Regions from separate parts of the Homo sapiens genome. Here region 1 is linked to region 2. The links are chromatin loops, found by intact Hi-C in ENCODE. Cell type or tissue: sigmoid colon. All regions are shown on one strand. Links, peaks and the distances in the headings refer to the core of each region. The heading gives the core; the rest is flanking DNA.

The links. A loop is a pair of places that touch in the nucleus more often than their neighbours do. Peaks named below come from ENCODE experiments on the same cell type or tissue, not always from the same donor. Only the 100,000 strongest peaks of a DNase experiment are listed, where the experiment ranks them.
Region 1: a loop joins it to region 2, with 2.7 times the contacts of the local background. A loop is called at or near these places in 2 of 110 quality-filtered maps.

Annotation. Positions count from the first base shown.
Region 1 is chr2:177,068,992-177,085,166 of GRCh38, reverse strand. All of the region lies in intron 4 of LOC105373760 (a long non-coding RNA gene), which reads left to right. Among named protein-coding and RNA genes, the nearest start is that of MIR4444-1, 140 kb to the left of the region's middle. In sigmoid colon, for the core only: no CTCF peak of the experiment used is centred there; DNase peaks (open chromatin) are centred at 6,119, 6,546 and 7,200.
Region 2 is chr2:177,136,240-177,152,317 of GRCh38, reverse strand. All of the region lies in intron 1 of LOC105373760 (a long non-coding RNA gene), which reads left to right. It also overlaps the pseudogene RNA5SP112. Among named protein-coding and RNA genes, the nearest start is that of MIR4444-1, 68 kb to the left of the region's middle. RefSeq lists an enhancer at 3,220-3,943. In sigmoid colon, for the core only: no CTCF peak of the experiment used is centred there; a DNase peak (open chromatin) is centred at 8,697.

The DNA.
Region 1 (16,175 bases), core at 5,195-7,694, 65 kb after region 2:
ACCATGACAAATCTTAGTAAAAAGCCAGATGGGGGATGTAATCCAGTGGTTGTGGTGGGTACAGTACTTACCAGATCTGCTTTAAACTGCCAAGAAACTTGGTAGGAGAGGAGAAAGGGATTAGATAAAGATGGATCCCATTTCAATGATTAATGAATACAGCATTGTCCAGAAAGTTTATGACTTTGGAAATCAACTTGCTAGAAACTTTGAGTGTCCTCTACTGGCAAAGAAATGCCTGGGATGCTCTGAAGAGTTACATAGAAAGTTCATGGGCCAGCGCTGCCTTAGTTCAACTAAACAATCACCGTGAATCTCCTCTGTGGAGTACAGACACGCCAGGGACATGGTCTCTTACTTTGGGGAGGTTACAGTCTATTAATAGTGCAGGGACATTGCTTTCAAGTTGTCTGCAAACTTAGATTGTGAAAGAGTGTTTTTGATACTCTTCTTCCTTCAGCCAGTGCTTGCTTCCTTCTAGGATTTGTGAAATCTGCTTATAACGACAGAAAGCTATTGTGAAGCTATAGGGTTGGGGAGATTCTTTACATTTCATTTTCTTTAATCTTTTTTTGGTGTTCAGTTCCTGCTCTACAAAGTAGGGATAATAGTTTCTTTACTGTGTTGGGAATAATTAAAACATTTTAAGAATGCATCTAGAACCTTCCTGGAATGGCAGTCAGGCAATAAATGTCCTTCCTCAGTCTCCCTTTCCCCCCCACCTAAAATATAAAAGGGTTCTGTTTGTCCATATGTCCTATAACTCATGCAGACCTCACAAAGGTGGTGGGTACATTTCTGCGATTTGGCCCAGCTCCTTCCCTCTCTGCAGAAGTGGGCTGGTGGGTGAGGAGAATGGTCACTTGTGTAGAAAGATGGAAGGGTGGACTCCTCATCTCCAAGTAGGTTTACCTTTGCTGATCCCTGAAATTCCATTAGAAATTGATTTATGGGAAGTACTGGGTTTTAAGAAACTCTCTACTAAAATCCAAGATTTTGCCAGATGAGGTGGCTCGTGTCTGTAATTCCAGCATTTTGGGAGGCCCAGGTGGGAGGATCACTTGAGCCCAGGAGCTTGAGACCAGCATGGGCAACACAGTGAGACCCCCATCTCTCCAAAAAAAGTAGCCAGGTGTGGTGGCACACACCTGTGGTCCCAGCTACTTGGAGGGCTGAGGTGGGAGGATTGCTTGAGCCCAGGAGGTCAAGGCTGCAGTGAGTCATGATCATGCTACTGGACTCCAGCCTGGGTGACAGAGCAAAACTGTCTCAAAAACAAACAAACAAGCAAACAAACAAAACAACAACAACAAAATTCCAAGATTCCTTCATACTAGGGGGCAGTGTAGTGCAGTGAAAATGGGAGTAAGCTTTAAGCTACAGAGACCTGAGTTTAAACCCCCAAATCTTCGACTTTGTTGCCCTGAACAAGTTATTTAACCTCTCTGAGCTTTAATTGCTCCATTCATAAAATGCTTTGGAGGGTTGTTGTAAAGTGTACAAATGATATATGCAAAATGGTAGACAGTCAAGGAATAGTGATTATTACTCATGAGCCATCACGACAGGTAACACTAACTAAAGCTACTGCAGAGTGGGTACCTTGGGAAGGAAGGGACAGCCAGAAGAGTAAAGGGGCCAAAGGGAAAGGGGAGCAGGCCTTTTAAATATTGCCTCCATCACAATTTGTCTTGAGCGGGGTATCCATGAACTTGGATGGGAAAAAAACTTGTCTTTATTTTCACTGAACTCCAACTGAAATTTAACATCACTTTTTATGATGTATACAAGCAACAAGCCCCAGTAATATCAACGATATTTGTGAATTTGTCACCAAATTATAGATATGTTCATATAACATTATAATGGTTGCAGATATTTCAAAATATCATTTATACCAATCACTACTTTAAAATTGTGATAGTTGTTACTCCTGCCACTGACACTTGCTATTTAATGTTACTGAAAAAGCACATGCATTACTATGCACCAGAATGTTTTAGAAAATATTTTGATAAGAGTATATCAAGATAATTAGCTCCTTTTGCAATCCTATTCATTTGTTTTACATACTCTGAGAAGGGGTCCATAGGATTCCCCTGACTACCAAGGGGGCCATGCACAAAATTAAAACACTTTTGTCTAGAGCAAGAACCAGCTGGGTAGTGTAGCTACCAAGAGTCACTGGGGAGTTTGTCTCCTTTTCTGAGGGTTGCTGGTAAAAATTGAAACATTTACCACTGTGGCCTTCCATTACTCAAGCAAATGGAAAGGGAGATATCTGTATATTGATATCTATTCCTATGTGCTTTTCTCTTCTGATTTTCACACCCAGAAGTGGTGATTGTGGACAAAAAAGAGAATTGTATTAATGGTATTCATTACAAACAGAAAGTTAAGAAGATAGGTTGTTACTCTGTCTGACCTTGAATAACATATTTATTTCTTACCTGTGGGAAGGAAATACTAAATTAATCCATTGAGGGAAATGGGAACAAAACCAGTTTATTATTTTTTTCTGAATAAGTTGAGATGTTCAGCCTGTTTGTTGTAGCCCCCTCCTCTGTAAGGTGGTTGAGATGTTTGGGAGGTTAGGAGAGTGGGGGATAGGGCTGGATACAGAGAGAGGGAGAAAGAGAAGAGGCCAAGGAATTTCACAGGCAGTTTGACTTGACAAGAATTAATTAGACTTGTGACTTCAGACTTTTCTCATGTATTCCATAAAATAATTTTGAAAGAGTCTTTCCGAGTTGACATCTAAGTATTTTTTATCATAAATTTAAATAGTTGCAAAGTGTACATTAGATGATGTATCCTTTAGATATATCCATGATTAAAGTATATTTTCATCTGAACATTGGAGCTGCAGCTTTAGCTCATTAAATTCAAGGAGAGTGTGCATCATATAAATTAATTGGCAAAGCTAGTCCTTATTGTCAAGCCATTCTGCCAATTTGGACTCACTTTCTGTCAGAAAAAATCTTATTACATTTTTAAAACTCAAATAAAGGTATTAGAACATGGCCTTTTGGAACCTTCTCGCGTCTGAATTCTAGTTCTAAGAAATGAAAGAAGGGAACGAGGGAGACAGGGAAGGAAGAAGAAAGGAAGGATATTGGTGCAGAGGGTTGTCATGACTTTTTTGCCTCTCTTCAATATCCATATTTCCTTCTGAAGCCCCCTTGCTTTTTTCTCTGAGGACTCTCCCTCCAGAGGGAGCCATGGAGGTTTTTGCACCCCAGGAAAATGGTACCTCAGTCAGACTGTGGTGGCTGAAGACTGAGGTGGATATTAATTTTTTTTTTTTTTTTTTTTTTTACGAAGAAGGAAAAGGAATATTGGGGAAAAAGTATTTGTGGCACAATCTTAGGCAGATTAATTGCAGGAAAGAAATTTGCTGAAATGGAAGATTTGGCGATTGATTCTGCCCATGTGCTACTTGCAAAGTCTTAATGCTTCAAGGCATGTGTACCTGTACCCCTGTTTGAAGACCCCTGAGCTAGTTCAACCCCATCATGCTTATTTCAGTTTGCCCTAATTCATCTTAAATTCATGAATTAAGTGGCAGAGACCAGAACAATCTCCTGGTCCTGAGCTCTTTCCACTACTACATCCACCACTGTCCCAGGTGGCCCGCGGCCATCAGAGCTGAGGTGGGTGGGTCGGTTGAAGCACTGTGATCATGTGGCATTCACCAAGTTCAGTAGATTATTACTATTATTTTTCTTTGTAAATCCCACATTGTTAATCATCCTTTTTTGTTTCAAAAAACATCAATGTCCTGCCATATTTTTCTTTCTTTCTGAAAAAAACAAAAACAAAAACAAAAAAACACTGCCTTTGTTCCCGTAGCCTCACTGGGAAGGAGGGGACTACAGCTTCTCATCTCCACGTAGTCCTTGACACAGAGCAGCAGCGTGGAGCAAGCACCTCTTTTGAAACACAGAAGTCATTTATGTTTGGCACGCTCAGAGGGAGAAAAGCTGAACAAATAGATAGATTTCTTCAAGTCATGTTTCCACACCCCAGTGGAGTGGGAAGGGGGTGCACCATCAGTACAAGATTGTTGGGCCAATTGCATTTTCCCCCCACAGGCACACATTTGCATGGAAATTGCTGCTCTATGTTGTCAGGACTCTTTTAAACATTTCACCCAAAGAATTATGCCCAACTGGGGAGTTTGCCCTCTGGGCTGTATCTCTGTTGGACCAGGAAAGTGAAATTCCTCCATGAGAAAGGACTTGCCTTCAAGTCTTCAGCTTAAGGAATTACCAGCATGAGACTGCAGTAGATTTTATCTGTCTCCAGAGTTGCCTGTTTAAATATGGTGAATGCTGAGAGGTTGGGGAAGGTGGGTTAGGGTTTTGATCTTGTCTTAATGACTGGAGGAAGGTTAAAGTACTTCCCTAAATTCTTTTTTTTTTTTTAATTTTACTTTAAGTTCCAGGATACATGTGCAGAATGTGCAGGTTTGTTACATCGGTATATGTGTGCCATGGTGGTTTGCTGCACCTATCAACCCATCACCTAGGTTTTAAGCCCCACATGCATTAGCTATTTGTCCTGATGTTCTTCCTCCCCTTTCCCCCACACCCCCGACAGGCTCCAGTGTGTGTTGTTCCCCTCCCTGTGTCCATGTGTTCTCACTGTTCAACTCCCACTTATGAGTGAGAACATGTGGTATTTGGTTTTCTGTTCCTGTGTTAGTTTGCTGAGGATAATGGCTTCTAGCTTCATCCATGTCCCTGCAAAGGACATGATCTCATTCCTTTTTATGGCTGCATAGTATTCCATGGTGTATATGCACCACATTTTCTTTATCCAATCTATCACTGATGGGCATTTGTGTTGGTTCCATGTCTTTGCTATTGTGAATAGTGCTGCAGTAAACAGATGTGTGCATGTATCTTTATAATAGAATGATTTATATTCCTTTGGGTATATACCCAGTAATGGGATTGCTGGGTCAAATGGTATTTCTTGTTCTAGATCCTTGAGGAATTTCCACACTGTCTTCCACAGTGATTGAACTAACTTCCCTAAATTCTTACTCTCCTGCCTTGGTGGGCACATGCACTGGCTGAGCTCCAGGCAAAATAGTGCATAACCACCTGCTTCACCCCCTCTGTGGGGCCTTATACCTGCTTCAGGGGCCCCATGTCTTTTGTTTCTCCCACAATCAAGCTTGCTTTCAGGGACATGCCTGACATCAGTAGTTGCCCTTCTGTATGGCCTTTAGTGTGTGGAAGCTTTTCCCAGGACAGAGACTCCTGCACCTCTGTGGTGGAATGAAGAGGTTGGCCTGAGGTTTCAGTCATAGTGAACAGGTGGGGATGTTTTAAGTTTTTATTTTATTGTATTACTTGGGTGCGTCTCATTATATAGGCAACTGCCTACTCTCTGTAGCTGTAAGATTAGCCCTATTTTTGACATCCTAGCCCTGTGAAATGGCCAAAAATTGTGACAGACCCAAAAAATGAGGGCTGCACATGCCTTAGTGCAGGTGGAGAGTTGCATTACTGAGGTGCTGCATAAAGAGCTGCACCGTTCTCACGGAGAGCTCCTGATCACAGCAGGGCTGAAGGGACAGAACCACCAGGAGGCCAAGGAAGCCCCAGGCACCACTGTGGTCCAGCTCAGAAGAGAGACTTCTGAGGTGTTAACAGCTTTATATTTGCAGAGAGGAGCTGGGGGCATGAAGAAAGTGGAGTGGTTGAACAGGGGGCGCTGACAGGGCTCTTCACTTCAAGAACTTAAAGAGAAAAGACAGCAGACAGCATATGTATGAGGTGCCATCCAATAGGAATAAAAAATAAACTCAATTCAATCATGAGCATTTGAAATATTAATACTTATAAAGTGCCCATAGGGATAGAGGAGTCTACTGGGTACCTTTTAATGCAAGATTTGAAAGCTTTACTCATTTTGATTTTTCATAAGTTGCTTTGTTTAATTTGGGGATCAGGTCTTTTTATATCATCATTATAATGGAAATTTGACACGAGGACAGCATTAGAGGAGGGAGTGAGGGTGCGGGCTGAAGGAATTAGGATGACATGAGTCAGAACAGAAGAGAGGCAGAGGAAAAGCCAAGGGGAGGGGACAGAGGCTTGAGAGAGAGCACCATGTAATGGAGCAATGGAGTGACAGGAAAGGAGCAGCTGCCGCCATCTTCAGGGCTGAAGGTGGGAGTTGCAAACTGGCATCTATAGGTCCTATCTGCAGGCCCATAGTCAAGGGCATGTGTAACTTAACTCATATAATTTAAAAACACATTAAAATTGTCCAATTATGTTTAAAAACTCAGTGACTTTACACAAAAATTTGGGTTTCTGAGTTCTGTGGGAAAATCAGAGGAGCTGGCAACACTGGCCACCATCCCACGTGGTAATAATCTGCTTAGGCAGAGAGGTGGCATAGGGGGTGGAGGGCAGGAACACTACAGTTTCCACGTGCTCTCCTGATTGCTTCACACCCAGCCACCTCACTCAGTTACGTCACCTGCTCTGCCTGTATGGACACTTAGTTTGTAAGCTTTGGACTCAGCCCATCTTGGCCTGGGGAAGGGAGGCTGGCCCATTGCCTGGCTTCCTGAGGGAACTGCTGGTCCATACTGATGCTCTTGTTGACTCCTCAGAGTAAGCCTCTGCTGGTTGATGGAATCCAGATCCTGCTACCTCCAAATATGGTACCTTGGTGTTTAAGAAATCAGCAGAAGCACCTCACCTTCCCTTTGCCATTTTCCCTTGAAGCAGCTCATAAAGCCTCATTTTAGATGGACCCTCCCTATATCCAGAGGAAAGGAACATCCTTATCCTCAAAGACACAGAGGAAAATCTGAACAAGCAGGCCTTGCTAAATTCCCCCCAGTTTATTACCATTAGATCGTACCTCCTTTGTCTAATCATATACTTCTCTACCACCATCCACTCTTCTTCAAACCAAAGCATAAAAACATCCAGGTTTATCTGTTTCTTTGGGTCTTCATTTCCTTATGAAGGCTCCTATGTCACATAAAACTTATTAAATAAATCTGGTTGTTTTTCTTTTGTTATTCTGTCTTGTGCTATAGGTGCCTCAGCTATGAGCCTAGTGATGAGTACGGAAATAAATCCTTCTTCTCCTACAAGTACATGTCACAGTGTGGTGTAAGGAAAGCTAGAAAGATGTGTTGTAACATCAGGAAGGGCCCATGTAGTTGGCCCAAGCTGTGCTGGACATGCTTAATATCAGAAATTGGAAGTGGTGCTTAAGGGAAAGGAGTCTGACAAACTTAGACATAAATCACTGAAATAATGATTTTTAAAATAATCAAATGTATTAATAGAGCTACGGGAAGAGTAATTGTCCTGTATTTTATATCATTCCAGAAGTACTAGAAAAGTAAATATGTATGTCAATTATATATAATAGTAATCCAGAAAAATCATGTGTCTAAGAAATGCATCTAAGAATTCACAGATGTGATGAGGTGAAAATTCAGCCCCACATGTCTTGTTTACTAAGATGTTTTATTTTTATATTCATGGTGCTATGAATTTCACGCTTTGGCATTGTTATTGTTTTAATTGAACATATTCCTGTACCTCTGCATAACAAGTGATTTAGTCTCATCTTATAGCAGGGGCTGTGGACGTGTGTTTTCCTTATAATGGGATAGTAGGCATTATGGGCACTAAGATTAGCCTGCCCAGGATCTGAATTCAAATCCTGTTTTTGCAATTTATGACTTGTTAATCTTGGGTATATTACCTAAATTCTGTAAGCTAATTCCTAAAATGAAGATAATAATATATAACACATTGGGCTGCTGTGGGGATTAAAGGATACATATGTAAGGCACACAGTTTAAATAGGTACAGGACCTAGTCTCAATAAACAGTGGCTTTTATTATAATGGTGGTGATTTGTATTGCTCTTTCTGAAACTGCTTTTAGAAGGTCTCAGATTCTCTGGGTCAGACTAATTAAGAACCTATCAAGCTGTGTGGCATCTCGATAAACTGTGGGCAAAAAACGCAGATACATGATTGCTATCACCTTTTCATTCTCTCAACACCATCTTGTCTTTGCAAAACATCCATAAAACTTGTGTTTGCTGAGGAATCCCAGTGGGTAAAAACAGTGAAGAGAAAGGTTAAAATGGATGGTTAGCAACAGGTATGAAATAACAAAATAGAGAGAGAGTGAGAGAGAGAGAGAGAGAGAGAGCCTCCTTACAATCTTCAGAGAGCGCCTGGTGGAGAAGGAATTTACCTCTAGGCAGGAGAGAGTTGAGATGCTTGGGCTTCATGCTGGGGTTTTGCTGATTGTGCTAGGGGAGCAATGGCTTCAATGCCTAACTGTGGTTTGACCTTCTGCCACAGCCTAGAGGCTAAAGGAGCATAATTAAGCTACGAGCAAGCAAGCAAACAAACATTACTATCTGAGGGAGCTTTGAAAGGATGAGGGGCTGGGAGTGGAGGGAGCTGCTCAGTGACCAGGGAAACAGCAAGCAGTGGCTGTTTGCAGGTTCAGCAGTGATGAGGAGAGAGTAGCAATGTGGAAACACAGTCCAAGCCAGTGACGCTTGGTGGAGTCAGCAGCCCTGCCCCAGAGCAGCTGGGAGTGGGGTCTACCTGGGTGAGAGAGCTTACCCTGGGCTTCTTGAAACTCTGAATGGAAATTTCTTTTAATGGTAGTTAACTTTCTTTTAATAAAACTTCTTTGTAATTCATGTGACCAATATACTTGCAAGTGGAGGTGTTGGTTCTGGCTCCCTGGGCTGTGTAAATTTCTTCAGGTTTCTGAATGGCACTCAGAACATTAAATGCTGACCTGATCTGTGGAAAGGTGCCCTGAGAACCAAGTGCAAGCATTAGAGGAGGTGTGCTTTTGAGATTTGCATACGTGCAGAGACGACTCCTGCCTGAGAGTTCCGATGAGCGCCAGTACCTGGGCCAAACTGAAAGAAAAGAATATAAACGAATATATTTAAGAAACTCCTCCCCCTTCCCCATCTTAGAAGCAAGTTAAGTGCCTCAAATTCAGACGTGGTGATCCAAAGCATGACTTCTGTGCCAGTGTCTGCAAGTGGTCGTGGTCCCAGCTGTGCTAGAGATTGTTGGTTCACCCTTGCATATTCACTGTCCACACTTGCCCACCCTGCTCTGTGCTCTGAGAGGCTGTCTTGCACAGTGCATCAGTTCAGCTCCTCCCCTCCCCTCTGTTGCATCTGGCAACAGAATGCAGTGAAGAGAATCAGCAAGATAATTTGTGGTGTTTATACCTATGCTCCCTCACTTCCTGGCCATGTGCGGGCATTGACTGTGTTCCTCATGCAAGGCCATGGCTTCTGTCTGGTGGCCATCTCCTACAGCTACAGCTATAAACAACTTTCTGGGGAGAAGGTGGCTGCCCGTTTCTGCCCATCTGTCCTTCCTGCTATCTGGTTCTAGCTCCAGAGTACATTATTGTCTAGGTTGCCTTTAATTCTGCCTCTCCATTGAAAATAGTCTCTTCCTTTTGCTTCTGGAATTGCTCTCCCCTTGGTCTGATTGGATACTGTCATCCTGAGGGCCAAACCAGTGCACACCTCTGCCCCTACCCTTCCCTGGACCATCCCCCAGCTATCTTCTCCTGGTCTATCTTTTTCCATCCAGTCAATCCCCTGCCCTCATCTTACCTTGTCTTAGTGAGTCATAGATGGTGCTGCCCACTTCTCTCTGGTGTCAGCCGGAGCTGTGGTGGAGAGCTGGCTTCCAGAGGCTTCCAGTTGAGTAACTCAGGCAGAATGAGAGCTTTGATACCACAAAAATTGACCTCTGGAACTTCCCTTGAGTTTGGAATGAAGATTTATGAGATGAAGCCGAAGAGTTTAACAATCTGTCTAAAAAATCTGAAGCATTTGCCAGAAAGCACATAACCTCGATTTGGTATAATACTACTTGTTTCTGAAATTTGTGGGACTTTCTGAAATTTTTCCTAAAATTTGTGGAACTGAATAAAAATATCCAATGAATATAAGTTTATAAATATGTATATATAACAATCCATGATGGTATACCATAATGTACATTTTCTCCTTATTCCAAGTATGATTGTGTGCTCTTAGCCAATGAAAGCTAGCGGATGACTGTACTGTACCCTCTCAGCTAAGGGGCATTAGTTCACCATGCTGTAAATACAGTTGGCAATGAACCCTTTACCTCTCTATCTTGAGTGGAGCATGTTCTGCAATGTGGGTGTTTACTTCCTGTCATTTAATCTAAAGAATACTTTTAGTGGCTGACATAATGCCACTAGAGGATAGTGCTGGACTTGCTGCAATGAAATACAAGAAAAATTAGACCCTGGGTGTTTGTGATTGGAGGAAATTTCAAGCAAGTGGTAGAGGAAAGAGCAGGCTGGGAAGGACAGTCAATTAGGAATGGGTGGGAGAACTTTGACATCTTGAAGAGCCTCACAATCTTCCCTGAAGCCTGAGAGTATTTTCCAGAATAGTTGGCATGGTTGATGGAAGAAACAAGGCAGGAGACCTGTCATGACTTGAAGGGAGTCAAAGAGAACCAGGGAGGTTTTGTCCGTGGATAATGGCATTGGTGCTAACGCGCAATGTCATAGGTCTGCAAAGAGTCTATAAGCACCCAGTTCAGCAGCATGCCTGTTTCCAGCAGTGTACCCACCCTTTGCATTAGAAGAGCTCCAGGAGCCATTTCTTTTCTGCTCTTTGTAGCAGTTACCCTGAATATGCCCTGATAAATGAAACAAAGGGAAGAAAGAATTTCCATCTAGAGCTTTCCTAACAATGCTAGCTACAGCTTTGCAAAAGAGGCCAAAATAAGCAGCTGTCATGCATTCATCAAATTCAGGACTCTCCCAAGTATTAAATCAATCCTGTCAAAGCAGTTTTATTGTTGATGGATGAATGGATGGAAGGAGAAGCATTGCTTTAAAAGGGCTTGCCGTTTGGAGTAGAAAGCATGCTGGGAGGCCCAGTGGCTCAGTGTCGTTCTTTAGAGCCCAACAGTATCTACTGGGTAGGTTCCAGTTCTGTTGCTCCTGGGCTCACTTTGTTGAATTCTGCTACTTTTAGAATATTCTACTTTCCATGAACTTAAGATCAAACTCAGAATATTTCCATGATTCTGGTGGTTTGTAAGGAGCCCTGGTCATTCACTCAAAATCATTAATATTCAGTCCAGGTCTTGCCCCAGCTTAGTCTTTTGGTGACTGTAGCAGAAGGAATAGTATCTGGATCTAATTTTGTTATAATAAATTATCTTATTGCTTCTTTAATTAGCAACTTGACTCTTTAAATATGGGTGACACATGGACTGTCTCATCTTTGTCCATTATGTGGGTATTTCTTGGATTAGCTATAAAGCTGCTCAAAGAAGCCAAAGATTTGACCCCTGTACATATGTTAACCACAGAGGCATATTTTACTCAGATCTGAGAATGCTAGAAGATACTCCCCAACTCTCAGAAGATAGCTAGAAGTAAATGAGTTTAAATGTAAATAGACAAGAGAGAGGGTTTTTTTTTTTAAAAAAAAAAAGGAAAAATTGGTAACCACTAAAATCACCTACTTTGGAAAGGTATGGTTTCTCCTTCTAAAGACCTTTAAAAATAAGGATAGCTCTCTATTGTTCTGTGGAGTATTTAATTCATAGACATAAAGGAATGGGCTAGAGTAGGATTTTTCATTGTGTGCCCAGTGAGGGGCTTCTCAGGTTGGGGTGGAAGAGGGCCAAGTGAAGGGAGGGCCAAGCTGGTGGGACAGCACTGGCTCATCTCTGAGGCATGTGCTGCTAAACTTAGAAAAGAGATGCAATCTTCATCTCTTTGCTTATTTCCAAATCTTAAATTCAGACAAGAGATAATCAGGAAGCAAACATTTATGACTAAAAAACGTTGAGAAATTCGCTTTGAAATTAGAGCATTTCTTTTTTAGAAATTGTGCTTAAGAAAACTCTCATTCAGTTTTAGTCTATGACATTAGGGGTCTCATATAAAAAGGCTACCATGTGTACAGCTCATAGTGGGCACTTAATAAATGCTTGTTGAATGAATAGGTGCATAGGAGGAGAGCAGATACAACGAAACACATTTGGCTTATTTATTTCTTGAATGTTATTGGTGGAAGAAGCACTGAATATATTTGTTCTGTAGAAAAGGGGTCAGCCTAGTTTTTCTGGAAGGTCAACATAGTGAATTTTTTTGGCTTCATGGGACATACTATCAATGTCGCAACTACTCAGCTCTGCCATTATCATGAAAGCAACCACAGATAATATATAAGTGAATGGATATGGTTGTGTCCCAATAAAACTTTATTTACAAAAGCAGCATGCTGGATGTGGCTCATGGGCCATAGTTTGTTGATCACTGGAGTGGAGCACAGGTCTGATCAAAACTCTCAGTTTCAAGGCATATTGAAGTTCATCAATAAGAATATTAGGTGTGAGAATCATTATTTAATGGTGACTTATTGTTGGATCAACATTTTGTGTAGAGTGTTCTAGACTTTTATTTCAAAATAGCTGAATAGAAAACAACTGCATATATATGTTGGCAAATGTTCATTTCATTTTGTCATTTCAGCAAACTTTTCCTTTCTTCTCTTTAAACTCTTGTAATATACTTCTACATAATAAAATATTAGAAAAGTATTTTTTTCTCTTTCAGAGTGACAAGTTGTTTATGAAAAGTTTTGTGTGCTGTGAATGCAGGATTTTTACTCCTTAGAATTCAATCTTTTCATCTTAAGACATATATAATCTCCTTCCTTGGGAAGGAGCCAGCAATGATGAAAACAAATGAAGTCTGAGTGTTAATACTAGGTTATCCAACAGGACTAGATTCTAGCTGTTGAGCACATTTCTGGCAGAAGCCAAAATGGCTGACTCATAAATCAGCAAGGATTTTGTAAATGTCTCGTGTACTACAAAGCTACTCTATGGAAATCCTGACATATTTATTCTCATTCTCTCTTTGTTTCTTTCTCTGTCACTGTCTCTCTTGCTCATATATACACACCCCCCCCACACACACACCCCCGCCACAGGGTTCTGAATAATTACTGGCACTTTTTTCTTTTACTTAGCTTACATTTTATTATTGTGGCATTCCAGCACTTTTATTGACTATGATAAAACTGCATTAGTTCAAACCATTCCAAATTTGAGCTACTTTCTAAGAAGATTAGAACATTAATTGTTTTTAAATTGGAACAGTAAAAGGAAACAATCTTTATGCTGGGTAGACTTAAAATATAAGATTATCTCATTAACCTTATCTACAAAACCATTAGCACAGTAAAAAATAAAATAAGAAAAAAAACCTCCAGGACAATACAGCATTTCAGTGTACATTTTTTAAAGCAATCTACAGCTAACTAGGAATAAATTTCACTCAAGAAAATTCTTTTTTAAAAGAGTATCTCATAAGTAGCAAGTAGCTGATTATTATAAACTTTCAAGACTGTGTCTAGAAAGTGCCTAAAATCATTGCAAAATTTGGTCCTGGGATTTTCTGTGGCCTTAAGCAAATCTTTTAACTTTTACCTGCTCTTCCATTTGCCATGTGCGGTATCATTTTTAGAGTCACCAATTTAAGATGATAAGAAGTGGGAAGAGACCAACTTATCTGACCATACGCCTTCATTTTTATTTTATATTATTTTATTTTTACCAAGAATGTACCTGAAACTCATAAAATGACTCATTCATGCTCTCATATCTCAATGGAGCTTTGGGGGTTCAAAGGATCTTTTTCTATGCCAGCTTGGCCTGAGCTTTCCGAAGAAGATGGATTTCTTGGGGGAAGGCAGGCGGTCCACGCAGAAGGCATGAGATTAGTCATTCAGTAGGTCTCATCAGTTTCCCTGTGGTTCCATTGTCCCTGAAGTCCTCTCTAAGTTTAGCCCTCTACTACTGGCAGAGCTGTTGACAATGGGGAGGTTCTGTCATGGCTTGTACACTGGGGACTGGTGCCCTGATTTTCCTTAGTAATCCTTCTCAACACCTCAGTCATCTCAAAGAAACAGAAGCCATTTTGGAAGCACCATTTTGGAAGCAGAGAGCAGCTCTTACCAGACACTGAACCTGCTGGCCCCCAGTCTTGGACTTCTCAATGTCCAGAACTGTGAGAAATACATTTCTGTTATTTGTAAATTGCCTGTTTTGTTATAGCAGCCCAAATAGACTGAGACAAATGTAAAAGACCTTTTAGATCTTATGGTGTCTAATGGGTCTCTATTGCACAGTAGCGTAGAGATAGACAATGGAGGTATAGAACATTGAATGACATCTATATTGATTTGAACACAGAGGAGACAGATACTAAACATCTCTAGAATAAAGGTTACAAGTAGGTTTTAACATGCTTACCAATTGTTTTTGATTGGTAAGGGCTGCTGGGAGTATGGTGCTGAGATAGATTCTTATGGATCAGAATGAAAGAGCTTGTGAGCAATTTATATCTGCCACAGACACAAGAGGAGGGTGGTGGCCACTGGTTATGTATTGGTTATCACTGATTTAGAAGAATCTTCCAAGTCTGCTTTTCATTTAATACAACTAAAAGTGAAGGTCAAGGGCAAAAGTAACATAGGACATACTAAAGAAGATATAAGAACAAAAGTTGGTTTGAAGACAAGTTTCTTTAATCAGCATCTTTCCTTGTGATTTGGGTTTTATAACAATAGTATGTAAACAAAACTTTCTATAGGTTGGGATTTTTAGTTGATTGAATTCTTAATAAGTGTATATTAGTATTTCTGAGTCTTGTCTGATATTTATCAGATCAAAGTGACTGGAAATGTATTCCAGACCAAAATTATCCAGAATAGATCTCTTTTCACTGTTCGCGATTGAGTTTTCCAGGAACTCAGTTAAGACTCCTCTGAAGGAATACTTCACGGAATGAGGGATGGCCATGGCCCCACTTTCTGGGAGACAACCTGTCAGATGTGTGGAGAGACCCAGTCCCAATCCTCCTTCTTCTCTTACTAGATCTGCTGTTATTTGATGCCTTGGGCTAATCACATGGCTTCAGTGAGCCTCACTTGTAAGGTGGGGATACTCTTATCTACCTGAAGGGATTATGAAGATGAAAGGAAGAATCTTAGATTTACTCTTTCCTAGTGGTTTGGGACAAGAGGAAAATTACTTCATTTATCAGTGTCTCAGTTCCTCATCTATAAAATGGGGATAATAAAATAGTATCTACCTCATAGGGTGGTTGTGAAGAATAAGTTAATATATGTGAAACAGCAATGCCAAGCACACGGTATGCATTCAGTACATGTTAGCAACTTATTAGTATTATTATTATTACTACATAAAACTTTTGCAAGAAAGGAGTATATTAAAGCAAATAATTATTTATTAGCACCTAAATTAGACATGTTAGAATTGGGCTTAAGCACATTTCTCATGGTGTGGGAATTCATTAATACTTGGTAGAAAGGATTTGTTCCAAATACTACATCCTCTGTTTTCATTTTTTGTCTTGCGTTTTACCGTAGTTTTTTCCCCCTTCTTATCTTCTATTTCTCTTCAATTTTCTGCAAAATGAAAAGTGATCATGAAGTGGGAAAACGTATATTCTTTCAACTTCTCAGAAAAAAGAGGCTATAAAACTGCAAGGTGATAATGCTAACAATAAAAATGATATGTAGTCAAATCTGAAAGCTACAAAAACAAACTTAGCTTGGCTCTGTTTTTGGTGTGGTCAATGAAAGCCTCCAAGTTTTTCTGTAGTTTGCAGGATGCAGGGGTTATTCAGGTGGTGAGGCATCCCCACAGTTCCACAAAATTGTTGGGGGTGGAGGAGGACTTTTACAAATGTTTCTGTCCCATGCATCAGTAAGTTTGAAATCACACAGAGGTTTATTAGATAAATAGATAAAAAGTGTTTTCAACTGTGAGTGATGTACTGGCTGAGTCTAATACTACACATACAAACTATTGGGACAACTGTTTTAAGAGTGGGTGTTATAAAGGCAGACAATGGTAAGGATGTGGGTTATGTGTTACTGAGACTACTGGAAAGTGACTAAGAGGCATTTGGATAGATGTCCTACCAGTTCCTGGTGTGTGGCTTCTGCATAATTTACGTAGTTGGTTTTTTGGAGGAAGACACTTTAAGACACTTTGCCAGCTTTCTCTCAATAATGAATGGTTCTACATA
Region 2 (16,078 bases), core at 7,367-9,866:
GGCCACTCTGTTGGGTGGTGGTATAGAAAGATCAGTAGGAAAGGTGCCTGCCTTTACAGAGTTGGCAGTCTTTTGAGTATGTAGACCATCCATGGGTAAATAGTGCAGAGGTTCAAGAATGATCATAGATTGTACTGATTACAAAGGAAGGTATATAATGTAGAAAGAGGTGCATGGTGGGTGGGAGGGAGACCTGTCCTGAGTTTTAAAGTTCATTATGTGAGGCAGGTAATATGGTCAAGATTCCAGGTAGAGAAAACAGGTGGTAGAAAGCCAAGAAGGTCCAAATGAGAGTGGGTAGGTTAGTGCAGTAATTGATGAGCCCGAAGACAGACAGATAGAAAGACTAGATCTTCCATGGCTGAACAAGATAGAGGTTGCTATAAGGCTGTGGGGAAGAGGCATGGTGAGATCCACATGTTAGGACAAATGCACTGGCTGCAGTGTGGAGAGAGGGTTGGAAAGGGGCCATGCTGGAGAAAACCAGTTAGGAGGCTGTTGCAGACAGGAGGAAAGTGACAAGGGCCTGATAGTGGGCAATGATGGGGGTTTTAGTGAGAAGGGGACAGCCCAGGTTATCAAAGAAAACGAGAAGAAAAGTTTCAAGGAGGAAGAAAAAGTAAATAGTATCAAATGATGTAGAGAAAAGATATTCATTGGGTTGAATAACAAGATCTCTGGTGACTCTTGCTAGAGAAGCAAGTGTTAGTGGTTCACAGAGAAGCCCATGGGGTGGAGGAGTGACCCAAGGGTGAGTGGGAAGGAAACACAGTGAGTGCCCAGTGTTTTCCTTTGCTACTCCCTGTGCTGATTTCCTCCTCTACTTCCAATCTCGGGAAAGAAAAAAAACACTTATTGGACAATTAGTGAAAACTAGTGCGTGCTGTAAGCCTCAAAATGACCCTATGATGTTGGGCCCACTGTGATCTTTATTTTCTAGGTGGGGAACAAAGAGCTTGAGAGATTTATACCCCAGCCCAAGATCCACAGTCATTAAATGGCAGGGCTCTAGTTCAAATCCAGGTCAGTGTGATTCCAGAGCTCACAGTCTCACCACTACTCTCTTCTAGAATTTACAGTCTTCATGCTTTGCTCTTCTCTCCTTCCCTCTCAAGACTGCAATCATGGAGCTGATAGACTTATTTTCACCAAAACATAAATGATGGGCACAGCTTATTATGTTTTTTTTCTGGATGCATTTTGAAATGACCATTGGATGTACTTCTTTTGCATTTTTATTGTGAAATACAGAACCAGTTTTGGCACTTTATGTAAGTGGAATCATTTGTATTCTTCTGTGTCTTGCTGCTTTTGCTCAAAATTGTATTTTGCGATTCATCCATGTTGAGTGTGGCATTAGTGCATTCATTTTCAATGCTGAATAATATTTCCTTACGTGAATTTACCATGTTATTTGCCATGCTATTTTATTCTTTAGGGACTTGTGGGTTATTTCTAGTGTTGAACAATTGTGACCGATGTTGTCTCTTTTTTTAAAAGTTCATTTTTCTGTTCAAGAAGGTCTAAGAATGTGATTTTAAACATCTTTAAATATTTTAGGAGGTCAGGATCCCTTTCCAATTCCCTTGAAATGAAACCTGACAAGTGGTTCCTGTGGGTTCCTGATTTGCTTACTCATGAGACCAAACCTGAGAAGTCTGAGGAGCATTTCTAAATTAAAATGTTTAAATAGGTCAGGTGAACTGAAAAAACAAAGAAACAGTTATTACCAGATCTCCCATTTCCCCTAGCTCTTCCACTTCATTGTTGCAATCTTAGCGAAATGCAGTCAGCTTGCATATTTTCCTGCATCGGTCCTTTGATCAGTAAAGTAATTTCTTTTCCTTCCTTTGTGCAAATCTTTTGATTATAGTAAGTTCATTCTTTAAAGACCAAACGTGGTAAAAAATATTAACAACTTGAATAATTTTAGCAACTATCTAAAATAACTTATTTTGCAGGGGATAAAACTAGAAATATTTACTTTTATAAAGTGAATCATCAAAATATAATACAACCAGTAATAAGATCATAGTGTATCATATATTTTAATAACAACATATAAGATAGACACAGTGTAGTATAGAAGTTCAGGGTATAGGCTCTGGAGTCAGAAAGACCAGGTTCAAATTTCAGTTCCACTTCTTACTGCCCATGTCAATGTGGTGAATTTCTTAACCTTCTAGAAGTAGCTTTCCTCAATTATAAAATAAGGATAATAGTAGTATCTATTTTAATAGGGCCATTGTGACCATCAAGTAAAAAACCTCAATAAATGTTAGTTGTTGTTGATATATTTAGCACATCCAAAGGGTAGAATAACCAGAGTATTTATTAACAAATCTTGTCAGAGATAGTTATCTGCTTATGTTATAGCTATTTATTCAACATTTAATAGGCTCCTCTTCTGAGGCAGAGGTTGTGGATCAGACAAAAGTACAATTTGTGGAGGTAAGACAATTAGAAAATTATGATCAAGTGGCAATGTTAAATAAAATATATTTGAAAACATAAAGTAGGAAGTGATTGCAGAATGTGGATCAATTGAAGGTACAACTTTCTAGGAATTGTATTTTGAATTTGATCTCAAACGAGGTAATAGCCACAACTTTGCCACGAAGAAAATTGAAGTTCTTTCTTCCAGAAAATGTGTGCATGTAAAGAATAGAAGGAAAAATGAGTACGACCTCTTTTGGGGGATAATAGGAATGGAAACTGTGAATGGAATGGGTGAAGAAGGGAGACATAATTGGTGGAATATTTTATAAACAGCTTTTCTTAAGACTCATATTTATTAGATGGTAGGAAAAATAAAAATTCAGTTCCATTTGGATTGGCTTACTGAATTATAAACTTATTAAGGCAAAATGTGACCAATCTGGCAGATTAAAGAAAAGTGGTAATATTTTGGCAAAATAAACTTTCTATATTTTCCTTTTCTTAATAAAGATATAAATAATAAAGCACTTTGACATTTCAGAGATTTGAAATTTATATTGAAAAACCACTCTTGAAATTCCTGTCAGTCATTTGAATCATTTGCTTCTTTTGTCATCTTCTTGTTACTTTTTTTTTTTTTTTTTTAAAGATAAGACTCCTTCCCTATTGCTTCGACTATAGTTAGTATTTTCTAGGTTGGCTGTAGGGATTGTTCCCTGAAGCTTATATACCTCACCACGCGTTGACGACTCCCCCAGGTCAATAGAATCCACTAGGTGGCGCCCAGGTCTACTGCCGCGTCTCGTCTCCGCTGGGCGCAAATCTTGGAACAGCTGTGGATGTTCGAGGAGTGGTTGGAGAGATCAATATGATCCATGTGGAGCAGCTTCCCTACCGTCTGCTCCAAAAGGCTGTAAGCCTGGTGTCCTTCAAACTGTTACTGTAATGAAATACCCGAATATGGACAATGATGGTGTGGTTTTGAGTACGAGAAAGCCTGCGGTTTTGCTTCGTGAGACTTAAAGACGAGCAGGCAGACAGGCATCCATCCAGCTGCAGTTCATAGCCGATGCCCCCGACAAGTAGCAGGCTGGCGACTGAGAAGCTCCCCAGAAGCTACCTTTAATGCCCAAAGATTGATTTAGGCAATGACACTGCAATGTACGGAAGGGGAAAAAGGGACGAGAGGAAGGTATCAAAAAGAGGGAGATTATTTCAATATTAACTTGAGTGCAGGCATAATTCGCTCTCATTTCTGGCAGGCAATTGAGCACTCTGCTTCATATGCAAAATCGAGGGTACATTCTGATGTAGATTTCAGATAGCGGGAAATGAAGGTATTTTGTTTTTCTTTTAAATTGCATTGGGCAATTTCCTTTCTTATATGAAACGCTGTAGGCTTTGTACAATTATTTTATACGTTATTACCATTCTTCTAAAAAGGGACAGCTTTTTTCTTTCCAATTTAAAGTAGTGGATAATGACTTTGGCAGCATTTTCCTGCCTTTTTCAAGTTTATGGAACCCATTCCTCATCATTAGGCTGAAGATGCAGATAAGAAAGGACGAGCCTTTTTCTGGAGCTTGTCACATCAATGTTGCTTCTTAGGTGATTAAAAAGAAAGCAGCGAGGATCTTGGAGAAAACGTCTGACAAAAGGTAATGGAAACCCAGAAACAGACGAAAACCGGTGATAGATTAGGCAAACCTTCTCTGCTAAGTGCATGTGTGCATTTCAGCTCAGGAACAAAAATAAGACCCTGTTCTACGGAGGCTCTTAAAAAACTGACCTGTGCTGGCCCCACACGCTAAGGTTTATTTGAGGCGCCCGAAGGTGATTAGATCCAGGAGGAGGCGTTTTTCTGCAGTTTAGCTTAGGAACTCAGAGCCAGCCAAATGCTTACTGCAGCTGCTTGTTGGCTGGTTCAAAGGTATAGAGCTGCTTTAATTAAAATCGGCAGGCGCGTTTTGATTTTGGTCAAAATAGATTTTGTTATTTTTAAACTTCCTGTGGAATTAAAAAAAAAGTATTTTTATTCCCTTTTCTTTTGTCCAGCATTCTTATTCCCATTTCCATCCTCTGCTATCATAATAATGGGAGGGGGTTCAGTATGGAATTCTAAAAATCTCCCCAGGTTTATCTCTTCAGGGATACGCGATGGTCCAACAAAAACATCTTTAGCACAAATGTAGCTTGGAGTATATGGAAATTGTGTAGTAGTCACAGAGGTATTTCTTAAAAATATCTTTGCTAATAATTTTGGTAGGCTAGAAGTAGATGAGTGAACATGATATTCAACTATGGAAGGTATTTTGCCTGGTGTTCAGTTGGTTTATTGTTTTGAAGGAGGGAAATTGGCATGCAATTTAATAAAGAAAGTACTTTTTCTAAAACGAAACATTTATTTCTATTTATTAAAATATGGTATTTCAATATGCAACAAAGAAAAAATGATTTCTGGTATGATACTAGAAACAAATCTGGAAGTGAAAAAAAGGATGACTAAAAAACATTGTAGTTAACAATATAAATCTCTAGAAGCAATATACTTTTCACCTCTGGGTGCCACTGTTCAACTGCTTCTCGTTTTTATGACTGTTTGAAAGCCAGATGCTTCTTGTAGATGTATTCTTAAAAGAATCTGTTAAAGAGACATTTTCTCTATCTCTAGTTATCTGCTAAATAACTTTTTTGGCACCTGGAGTAAATTCAGCATGGTTGTGATTTTCCATTTTAATTACCAAATGATGACCAAATAATATTGAAGATTGTTTATATGGGCAATTGGCTAGGTTAAAAGCCTGATTTCATCTCTTATGGAAATGAATTTTGTATTTGCCTTTCTGGTAGGCATTTAACCAGAAAAAGCCTTTAAAACACAAGGGAGTTTTAGGTTAAATTTGTTATCATTTGTAGGTATGATTTTAATTCTGCACAAATGTTTCAATACAAATAAATTTTATAAAAGAGAAGTAATGGGTAGACATTGGAAGGAATTAATCAATGAAAATATAATTTCAAGAACCTAACTTTGTTAACTGAAATATTATTTTTCACTTAATTTTAAAGCTTAATTCCTTTAGCAATTCCATGAAAAAAACCCTACAGGAATTTGTCTACATATTTTCTGAATTCTTCTCAGGTGTGATTATTTTAATAAAAATAACAATATTTGTAATTTTGCAAAATGTATGAGTAATTTTTTTTTTTTTACAAACTAGGCAGTGAATTAGTATTTTGTAACAAGAAACAAATGCACATATTCGGTTGGTTTTTAAATCTCTAATTACTTATTTTAAACTTGGGGCTTATCAGAAATGCGAGAGAAAGTGGTTATAATGCCAAAGTTAATTTTGTTTTGTCATATACAAAGTAGTTAATCTAAAAATTATTGATTGATATTCTCCCTCTTTTAACTCTTTTAGGACTCGATATTTAAAGCAAAACTAATTTATCTAGGTGTTCTACGGCACAAAATTAATTCTCCTGGGACTGGTCCAGGCCAAGCCTCATTATGGAACGGTTCCTCTTGCTGAACTAGTCTAAGCCTGATTCTTACTGGGATACTTTTTTAGAGTTATTTGCAACAAAGAATTTAACCCTTGAGAAGCTACAGAATTGACTTTCAATATTATACATATTAGGCCATTTGAGGGGATCAGGAAGACATTAAAATCAGAGTGTGTTTTTTCCTTGTGGGTGCTTCCTGGGACTTTGAAGTTAGGCAATTGTATTTGTGTATACTGCAGGGATTTTAGTTTTGTAATCATATACCAGAATTGAAGTGTTCATTTAAGACATTTTTTACCCTTCCCTAATCTGCATCACAACAAGCATATTACTGACCCTGTCTTTTTCATTTATATATAAGTGGTGAATTTACCTCTTTGCCTGGGTGCCCAAATAGTTGTTCAGATCATACAGCAAGTTTCACTGACTTTCTTTGCTTAATGTCTAACTGAATCATTTGGTTACTTGGTGTTTTTGTGCATACATAGACCCCAAGATTGTAACTGTTAAACAGCTACAAAAGTAGTTCAGCATCATTCATCAGTTATATTTCCTTTACTGTGTGTGTGTGTGTGTGTGTGTGTGTGCGTGCGTGTGTGTATAATATCTTTGCAAAATATTATTGGCGAATAGATTTTTTAAATGTCAATTTTTGTGTTGACTTTTTGCCTTTTGTGTAGCAGTTAGTTCATAAAGATTAGGCCATTTTCCACTGGAGAATCTCTTGCATTTTAAGGTTCTTTGCTCATTGTGGGCATCTTACCAAATTTTTTCACTGAAGTAGTTTTCCTCATTCAAAATGCCACATTTTCTATTAGAATGTTACTAATCTGGCTCAATATATTTTCCCTTTGTGGCTGGTAAGGAATATTTATTTGATGCTAGTGAGGCGGCCCAATCTACCAGCCAGGTCTTTCACAGAGAACAAGATGGTGGTCAACTTGAGGATGGGTAAGTGTCTTTGTGATGGAAAGCAATAATTTAGTCTTTAGTAGGCTGCTTGCTCTACATGCTAACAAACCGACACCTTTCCTCACTCCCCTTCTCCCAGACAGATTTCTGTTGGATTAGTAGTAGGTTGACTTGTTCCGTCTCACATAGATATACTTCCAGAAGGTGTCGCGGTGATGCTGTGAGACTTAACTTGTCAACCTAAACTCTTTTTATCTGAAATGCAATAACAATTGCCAAGTTTTCCTAATATAAAAATAGTCTAAATCAATTATCCAGGCTATTGTTAAGCCACACTAAATTATGGGATTAATAAGCAAACATTCAGGTAGTTCAGTGGCATTTGATAAGGAAATTTAATTTACTCACATAAGATTACACTTAGAAAATTATTGGCCAGGCGTGGTGGCTCACTCCTGTAATCCCAGAACTTTGGGAGGCTGAGGCGGGGGATCACCTGAGGTCGGGAGTTGGAGACCAGCTTGACCAATATGGAGAAACCCTGTCTCTACTAAATATACAAAATTAGCCAGGCGTGGTGGTGCATGCCTGTAATCACAGCTACTCGGGAGGCTGAGGTAGGAGAATCGCTTGAACCCAGGAGGCAGAGGTTGCAGTGAGCTGAGATCACGCCATTGCTCTCCCAGCCTGGGCAACAAGAGCGAAACTCCAGCTAAAAAAAAAAAAAAAGAAAATTATCCATATAGGTCCCATTGTTTTCAATAAAGTAAAGGTAGGTTTTTAAAGAAAAACTTTGTAAAAACATACTCTGGCCAGTGAATTTAATTTCTCTGTAAAATAATAGCTTTTTTTTTTTTAAAAAGAGTCTTGCTCTGTCACCTAGACTGGAGTGCAGGGGCAGGATCTTGGCTCACCACAATCTCCTCCTCCCAGGTTCAAGTGATTCTCCTGCCTCAGCCTCCTGAGTAGCTGGGATTACAGGTGCGTGCCACCACATCTGGCTAATTTTCGTATTTTTAGTAGAGACGGGTTTCACCATGACGGTCAGGCTGGTCTCGAACTCCTGATGTCATGATCCACCCTCCTTGACCTCCCAAAGTGCTGGGATTACAGGGCGTGACACCGCGCCCGACCTAAAATAATAGTTTTAAGAGAAACTGCTGCCTTGTGAAATTGAATTCTCAGTCTATAATGTGGCGTATGCTTCTGTTTTAAATTCATTATAAAAGGTATTTAAACTTCATAGATTTCTTCCCCCTGTGTATTTTTGTCAGCCTAGACGCACAAAGAAAGAAGAATGCTCTATACCTTGTGGACATTTAATAAAGATTAATTTTTTTAAACTAACAATTTAAGTATAATCTCCAAATGGAAGCATATCTATGTTAGTTTAAATCCTTTCACAATAAATAACAGAATACAGGAAACTTTTAGGAAGGTTTATGATTTTCCATAAGAAAAATGTGCTTAGAGCTTAGAGGGGAACATTTTACAATTTTTTTAAAAAAATCTACATCTTCCTTCTGCAGATATCAATACAATCAATTGACAGTAAATGAAAAAGCCGAAAAAAAAGAATGCCCCCTCTCCAGTCTTCCTTTTTTTTTTTTTTAATTTCAGTTGGAAAATCCCCACTGAATGAATTTTTTTGAAAAAGTAAATGTATCCTGGGAACATGCCGTTCAGGATTTTGGAAAAGGAACTTCAAACGAAATTGGTAAGGGAGGCAAATGCGTAAGTGGAAACTTTGAGGAAACTGGCAATGAGAGACTGGAAATCAGGCAGTCATTTACGTTTTACTTCACCACCCTTTGCTTATGTGAGTACAAAGCAGGGAGCTGGCAAGGCTGTGAGTCAGAACTCTCCTCTCAGGAACTGAGCAGAGAGATTCCCAGCATCTGTTTCCTCAACTATCACCCAGAGGATACTGGTGGTAAATCACAGGGAATAAAAATAGCCTCAGAAGTCTAGTTCCAGACAAATAAGGCATGCTGGATATTCGATAGTGGTTTGGGGTCTCAAAATTCTTCATTAGCTAAATAACAAATATATTATTTTTTACATTAATGAGCATATTCCTTACATTGTTCACCTAAATGTTGAGCACAACCTTGGCATTTCTACTGACGTGAGTTGAAGTATTACCTAAATTACATTATGTTTGATGTTACAGTCTGAACCATTTAGTGTATAAAGGTGGGTCTACAATCAATAATCACAAATGTTAAAGCTTTATTTTAGATACAATAAAACATTTATTTCTAAGATGTTAAAAAAAAACCCATAAGCTTCTTACCATAATGTCAATTGCCAATAGATTGATAAGATCTTTCTGCATTTTGACTGCAGGAAATTTTATGGCTAGAATCTTACAATTTACACAACTTACAGTCTTTTTAGGTTATATTTCACATATAAGAAAGTATTTTTTAGGTCTGCCTAGAAATGTTGTAATTTGATATTAAGTTATAGCTTAGATTTTCAACAAAAACAGCAGCTGTAATAGATGAGATTAGCAAGTGGTGAAAAGTTCAAAGCATTTAATGGAATTGATCTACTAAATTAGCATTGACAATTTTTAGTGGCTATCTTAAATATACATTATTATCATGAAAGAATTAGTCCAATTAAGCCTTTACATTTGGAAGATGCCCAGTCTGACCTTGTTCTACTCAATGTGAAAAGTGAGAGGGTCTTTGGGTTTATTTAAATTTGGTGTTAAATCAATTGGTTTGGGGGACCTTTTACTCCTTTTTGGAATGGAAGAAAAACTCAAAGGCTATTTATAGTGACAAATGGGTTATTAGAACAGTTAATATATTATATTATAATTTATAATTATAAATTATAATTAATATAATATATAACAGTTTTTATATTGCAAATAAAAAATGATGACCAGGAGTTGCTCTGAACCTATTCTGGTTTAGGGAGCTGCCCAGCTAAAAAAAAAAGAAAAAATAATGATTGAAGAATAGAACAAAATAATATTTGATACATAGGTGAGAATCAATTAGAGTGGGATTCTTTTCTCACAATTTCTTACTAAAGCCATATTTACTGGGTATACTGGATGTATTTTGGAACTGAAATAATTATATTGTATTTAATATCAGGTTTTATTTAGAACACTCTCAATTAAGAAATAACCAGCTAATAAAAAAATAGAAATCTATGCAAATATACATGAAGAAATAAGTATGGGATTTTCCAGAAATCTAATTTCTATACATCAATAGTATATTTTATATTCTGTTGATACAGACTTCTATGATAACTTGAACATAAATATCATGAAAATAAAATTGAGTTTTGAATTGTCAGTTTAATTGTGCAAACTCTCTGATGATGGCTGGTTACTCATTTATCATGAAATTGTGGAGTCTTGGCTCTTACGTAAGGGGCTTGGTTGAAAGGCCAGCTTCTTAATTCACAGCGGCTTATACGTGAGTCTTCATTGGAGCTCAGGAGCTAGCTCTTTTGTGAAAGCATTTAGTAAAATATATTTTAGTTGAGGTTTTTTTTTTTTTTCTGTTGTTATCCATTCCAATATTTAATGGTCCATTTCCCTAATCTGGGCTTCTAACCCAGACACTTTTGGACATTTTTAATAGAAAAAGATGTCTTTTGCGTAAGATTTCTTCAAAAAGAAAATTGTAACTAATTTACCCCCCAGCTTTCTCTTCTATAAACGGAAAAATCCAATTCTCATTTATCAACTCCCCACCTTTTTAAGTTCTCCTCTGAATGCTCAGCAAATTATTCATATCCATCTTTAAATATAGCACTCTGAGGGGAGTTTAGTGCTTTATTAAGGTATCTGAGGAAGATGGGAGATGATCTCATTTATTCCTGAGGATGTATTGAAAAATCCTCTCTCTGCCAGACTCTGCTAGGTGCTGGGAATACAGTAAGATTTAACAAAAACCTTGAGGGAGAGAAAGATTTGCCAACAAGTAATGGCAATACAACATGTTAAGTGCTAACATGGGTGTAGACAACATGCATTTGTCTGTCAGTCCTAATTCGGTATTCATTGTCAAAACAGTATTTTAAACTGCTACAGCAATGCCTACTGACAGTCATATTTCTATGCAAACAATTTCTAATTAGCTCCTGTAATTCAGGTGTGTACTTTGAACACATTTTTCCATACTACGTTTAATCTACATTTTGTTTCTTATTTGTACAATTTTATCTTAAATTGTTATTTTACCTTCTAAATTTCATTTTTTGGCCTCTTCTGTCTGTTATTCGGGTTGATATCAAAAACACCATTTGTCGTCTCCTCAATTTGAATGCTTTAGTTAGAACTCCCCAGCCAATCTATAGTTAATGAATCAACAGTTGTCTGTTCCTGGTCTATTTTCCTAGCATGCCTTGTAGGAGAGAATCAAAAGCCTTCCTAAAGTCCAGCTTAGGGTTCATCAGTTAATTTTCTGTGATCCATCAGGCCTTCCACTCTGCTATGTAATAGGATGACTGTCTATTATCTACATAGGACAAGTTCTTTGTGAAGCTATATTGATTATTAATGATTGTGTAATTAGGTACGCTCTCAAGAGTTCTGGTTATTTTGGTCCTTTTTTGAATCTCTAGGCATCTACTCAGTTCTCTGAATATTACACAAAGGTAGGGACAATAATTTTGTACCACTCATTCAGTGTTGTCAAATGGAAACAAATCAGAGCTGGGGCTATCAGAAAAGAAGTGGGCAAGTCATGCATCCTGGTCATCGTCTATCACATGTCAGCATTAGCTTCTGCATAGTGCAGCACTGATCATGGCATGATGCAAGCTTTATTTGGTCACCATGGACAAGTATTCCCCTTTTATTGATTTGTAATACACCATTAAGCTTCATTGTAATAAAATTGGACATGATAGATAGCAAAATGATAAAAACCACCTGTAATTCCCCTAACTAGAGACTAGCATTGTTAGCAGTTTGGTTTACACATGCACGTTGGTGTATGTGGATGTGTGTGTGTAAAATGTGTATAATAAACATACATACTGTTTTGCATCAACCCACCTTTTTCACTCAGTACTACATAGAGTTCATTTTTCTAAGATAATGCACATCATATAACCATAGAAATTCAACTTTTCAGTATTGAATCACAACTGTGTTCTTTTTGTTGTTCAATAATACTTCTCTAACTCCATGAGTAAAAAGAAACCTCTCCTTCACTCATACCTCTCTTATAGCATTATCTCTTTTTAAATTTAGGTAGATTCCTTATTATCTTAGTAATTGCAGTCTCTGAGAGTAGGATCTATACATGATTTATCCTTATGTTTCTTACATTTTAGCTGCATAATAAATATTTATTGAATAAATGAATACATGAATTTTAGTAACGGGAACTGAAATCTTGGAACTTCATGTTTTGCTTTTAGTTCTGTCTCTGATTTCACTTTGTACCTCAGTTTACCCAGGTACAGAAAGGATATAAAGCAATTTGTCACTTACCTGAAATCACCAAGCTATGAAATATACCACGAAGCTAATGTGCCACACAGCTGGAAATAGTTCTTTAATATTAATCATTTTGAATGAAATTTTTCAGATGCACTACATACTTTATTACTATTTTTTAGCAAATGAAAGATATTAATGTAAAACAATTGGAAAATACAAACAAAAAAATTCTACTAGTAATTCTACTACCTAGAAATGAACATTATTATTTTGATGTCTGTACTTCCAACCTTTCTTTTCTATGTATACCCATGTATGTGAAATATAATTTTCACTATAGATTTTTATCAAATTGTGATCCTAAATACTATCATTACTTTTTCTCATTAATATAAACATCTTTACATGACAATAAATTATCCCTAATAATCAATGTTGATGATTATATAGTATTTCATTATGGGAGTATGCCATAATTTACTTAATCGCTCCTCCCCTTATTGAGTATTTAAGTTATTATCTACTTTATATATTATAAATTATAAAAAGCATTGTAATGAATATCCTGGTTTACAAGTCTTTGGACATTTGGCAAGGAAAAGTTTTAAATATCCTCTTTTAAACAATCAAGTTTAGGCAAGTGAAAGTCCCTTTTTCTTCCATCACAAGATTAAACAATAAATATAGCTTATCTGAATAAATTTCTTTAGTGTATGAGATGGACTAAGATTTTTAAAATTATTATAAAATAAGGGCATGCTACCCTGATTGATGATAATGGAATTACTTTCTGTCTCAAGTTGATTCTAGAATACTTGTTTGGCCTCATTTGGTCTTTTGTGGCATGAAAAATGTACTTCTTTATTAGATTCAGTCATATAATGGAAGAAATGAGATTCTAAATGTTCATGTTTCCTGGAAGAAGTTGCTACCTAGCTGTGTCTTTGTATAGTTTCATAAAACTATAGGTTGGGAAGGAGACTGGTTTCTGTGATTAACTCTGTTTCTCAGTTTCCATTTTGTAAGTGGGACAGAACTAATCACTCTAAACATCTAGAAATCTTTTAAAACTTTAAAATCCAAATGCTTTACATTCTGTTCCCCCTGCTTTTGTGGTTGTACTGCAGCAATTCTGTGTTTTGGAGCTAGTTAGTAAGCACTTTGAAAACCACTATCACAGTGTTTACCCATTTTGATGAAGCTTTGAGTATCTCGGCTTTGTTTTTTAAAAGCCTATACATGGCATTTTCAGGTGGTCTCCCATCCAATATTAACTGGACCATTCCTGCTTAGCTTCTGAGGTTAGATGAGATCAGGCAGTATGGCCATATATTGGATATCTATGATTTGGCATAGAGGAAGCACTAAAGTACCATTGTACATTTTGGGGATTGATGAGAAAAGAAAACTTTGCCACTATTTTTGTATAAAATAAATCACTGTTAATTGGAGATTGTGGGATTTTGCGATTGGGAGCTAGAGAGTAAAGAGAGATCATTATTTTTATTTTAAATAAATCAATGCTGTTAATTCAGATATCCTATTCAAAAGCTAAGAAAAATTGGAGATTACTATTTATTTCTATCAAGTAACATGAAATAATATTAATTAAGTTTGGTTGATGGGAGGGTTTTCCTCCAGACAATCTGCTAAAGAGGATGTGGCCCATGTCTTGACATCTTGGAATGAAATCCAGAAACTGATAAAATTTTATCATAGTTTTAGTTACTTGTAAAAATTGTTGTGTTAGTAGAAATAAATCTACAAACGCATCCTGGATTTCCACATAGTAATTCGAAGTATTAAAGTAAAAGTGGTGCATCTGGTTGTTCAGGAATTACACTCTTCAGCAATTGAGTGGTGGTGTGATTGTTGGTGTCGTTTGTCCTCACACACCACAGAAGAATGATCTACAAAGCAGATGCTACAGAGGAAATAGGTAGGAGGCAAGGAGGAAAGAAAAGAAGCGTGGTTTACCAATGCAGTCTGAAGAGAAGGGTGAAAGACATCTGAGCCTTTGGCCAAAGAGTTTTGCCAATTCAGGTCTGGCAAAAAGGCATTGTGGGATGTTTGGGGCCCTACAAAGCTGACAGGGCCTCTGCTTTATAGGTCTCATTGGGATGACGTTCATGCATTAAGTGGTTTTGGACTTGAATTTAATCTGTCTTAGAAGGAGGATACATTAACCTTGCTTGAGTCAATGAACTGATGGCTCCAGAGAGCCAGCTGCGGGAGGATGAATTATGGTGTAGACTTGAAAAGTTATCCGACCCACGGCCCGTGGGCTGCATGCGGCCAGGATGGCTTTGAATGTGACCCAACACAGGTGTGTAAACATTATGATATATATAATATATATATATTATATAGTATTTCATTATGGGACTAGGCCATATATATTAGCTGATGAGCAAATATATATGTTATATTATATATTATATATATTATATATATATTATATGTTATATGTTATATATATGTTATATATAACATTATGTTATATGTTATATATATATGTTATATTATATATATTAGCTCATCAGCTATAGTTAGTATTAGGGTATTTTATGTGTGGCCCAAGACAATTCTTCTTCTTCTAATGTGGCCCAGGGAAGCCAAAAGATTGGACACCCCTAGAGGAAGAACCCAGAAGATGGGGAAAGGGGCTGGCTGGAGTCCTAATGCCAGTGCTGCTGACTGCTGGCTGTGTGGCCTGGGCAAGTTCCTTACTCAATCTGTGCTCACTTGCATGTTATATAAAACAAGGAGCTTGATATTGAACTCTGAAACAGTGATTTTGAGGTCATTCCCAAATTTGGGGCATTCTGGTCTCGGGTAGCCTGGCTCTGCAGGGCTGAAGGTTTTGTTTGTTCTGGATGACTGCAGGTACAGTGGCTACAAGCAAAATTTTGTCCTGAAGCTTATGCTTTATGTCCCTGGAGTTCCCCAGGGAGTGCCTATTGACATTAATGCCAAGATTTTTTTTTAAAGCTTATTTTGATATGTTGGTACATTTTATTCCTTCTTAAATTCTAAAACTGTTCATCTGTGTGTACTAGCAGCACATATTCCCTGTGAACCTACTTATCTTTTGAAACTTTAATAGAAAGGAATGCTATCAGTCAGTATTTGAGGTTGATAGGCATTCTGATAAAAAGGAGTTACTTTTGTTCTTGATCTGATTTTTAAGTAATCAAGAAACAATAAAGTTATGCTAACATAATCATCAGGAAACTATCTATAAATAAACTTTGAAATTTGATTTCATGAAGTATGATTGTTAGGCAACTTTATCCTTTACCTTTTCACCATTGGAATTAAAGTATTTACAATCCCCAGAAAATCATATTCTTTCTATAACAGCGTGATACATTATTTATTAAAAACAAGCCATGCTAGTATAGTATCTAACAGTTCTATTGAAGAGATGCTTATTTATTTGAGAAATTTGGAAAACAGTGTGTCTTTACTTGCTTATGTAAAAATGACTAACTGATTAATCATGGGTTTTTAAACTGGTATAGATCCAGAAATGTTTCTTATGAAAAATTCTAGCTTTGCCTGCAAGTTCTTCTTGATCTAACTCTACATATAGAGGAATGGCCAGAAGCTTGTTCAGACCCCTCAGTGTTCCCAAAAGATATCAATTTTGTATCAGCTCATTTAATCACTGATGCCTATGAATATACTTTAACTACCAATCAGGCATATTTGTGTTTCAGGTCACTGCCTAGAAGTACCTGTTGCTCGATTCTTAAAAACTCTTATCAGTTTGAAACAGAGGTGAGCAAA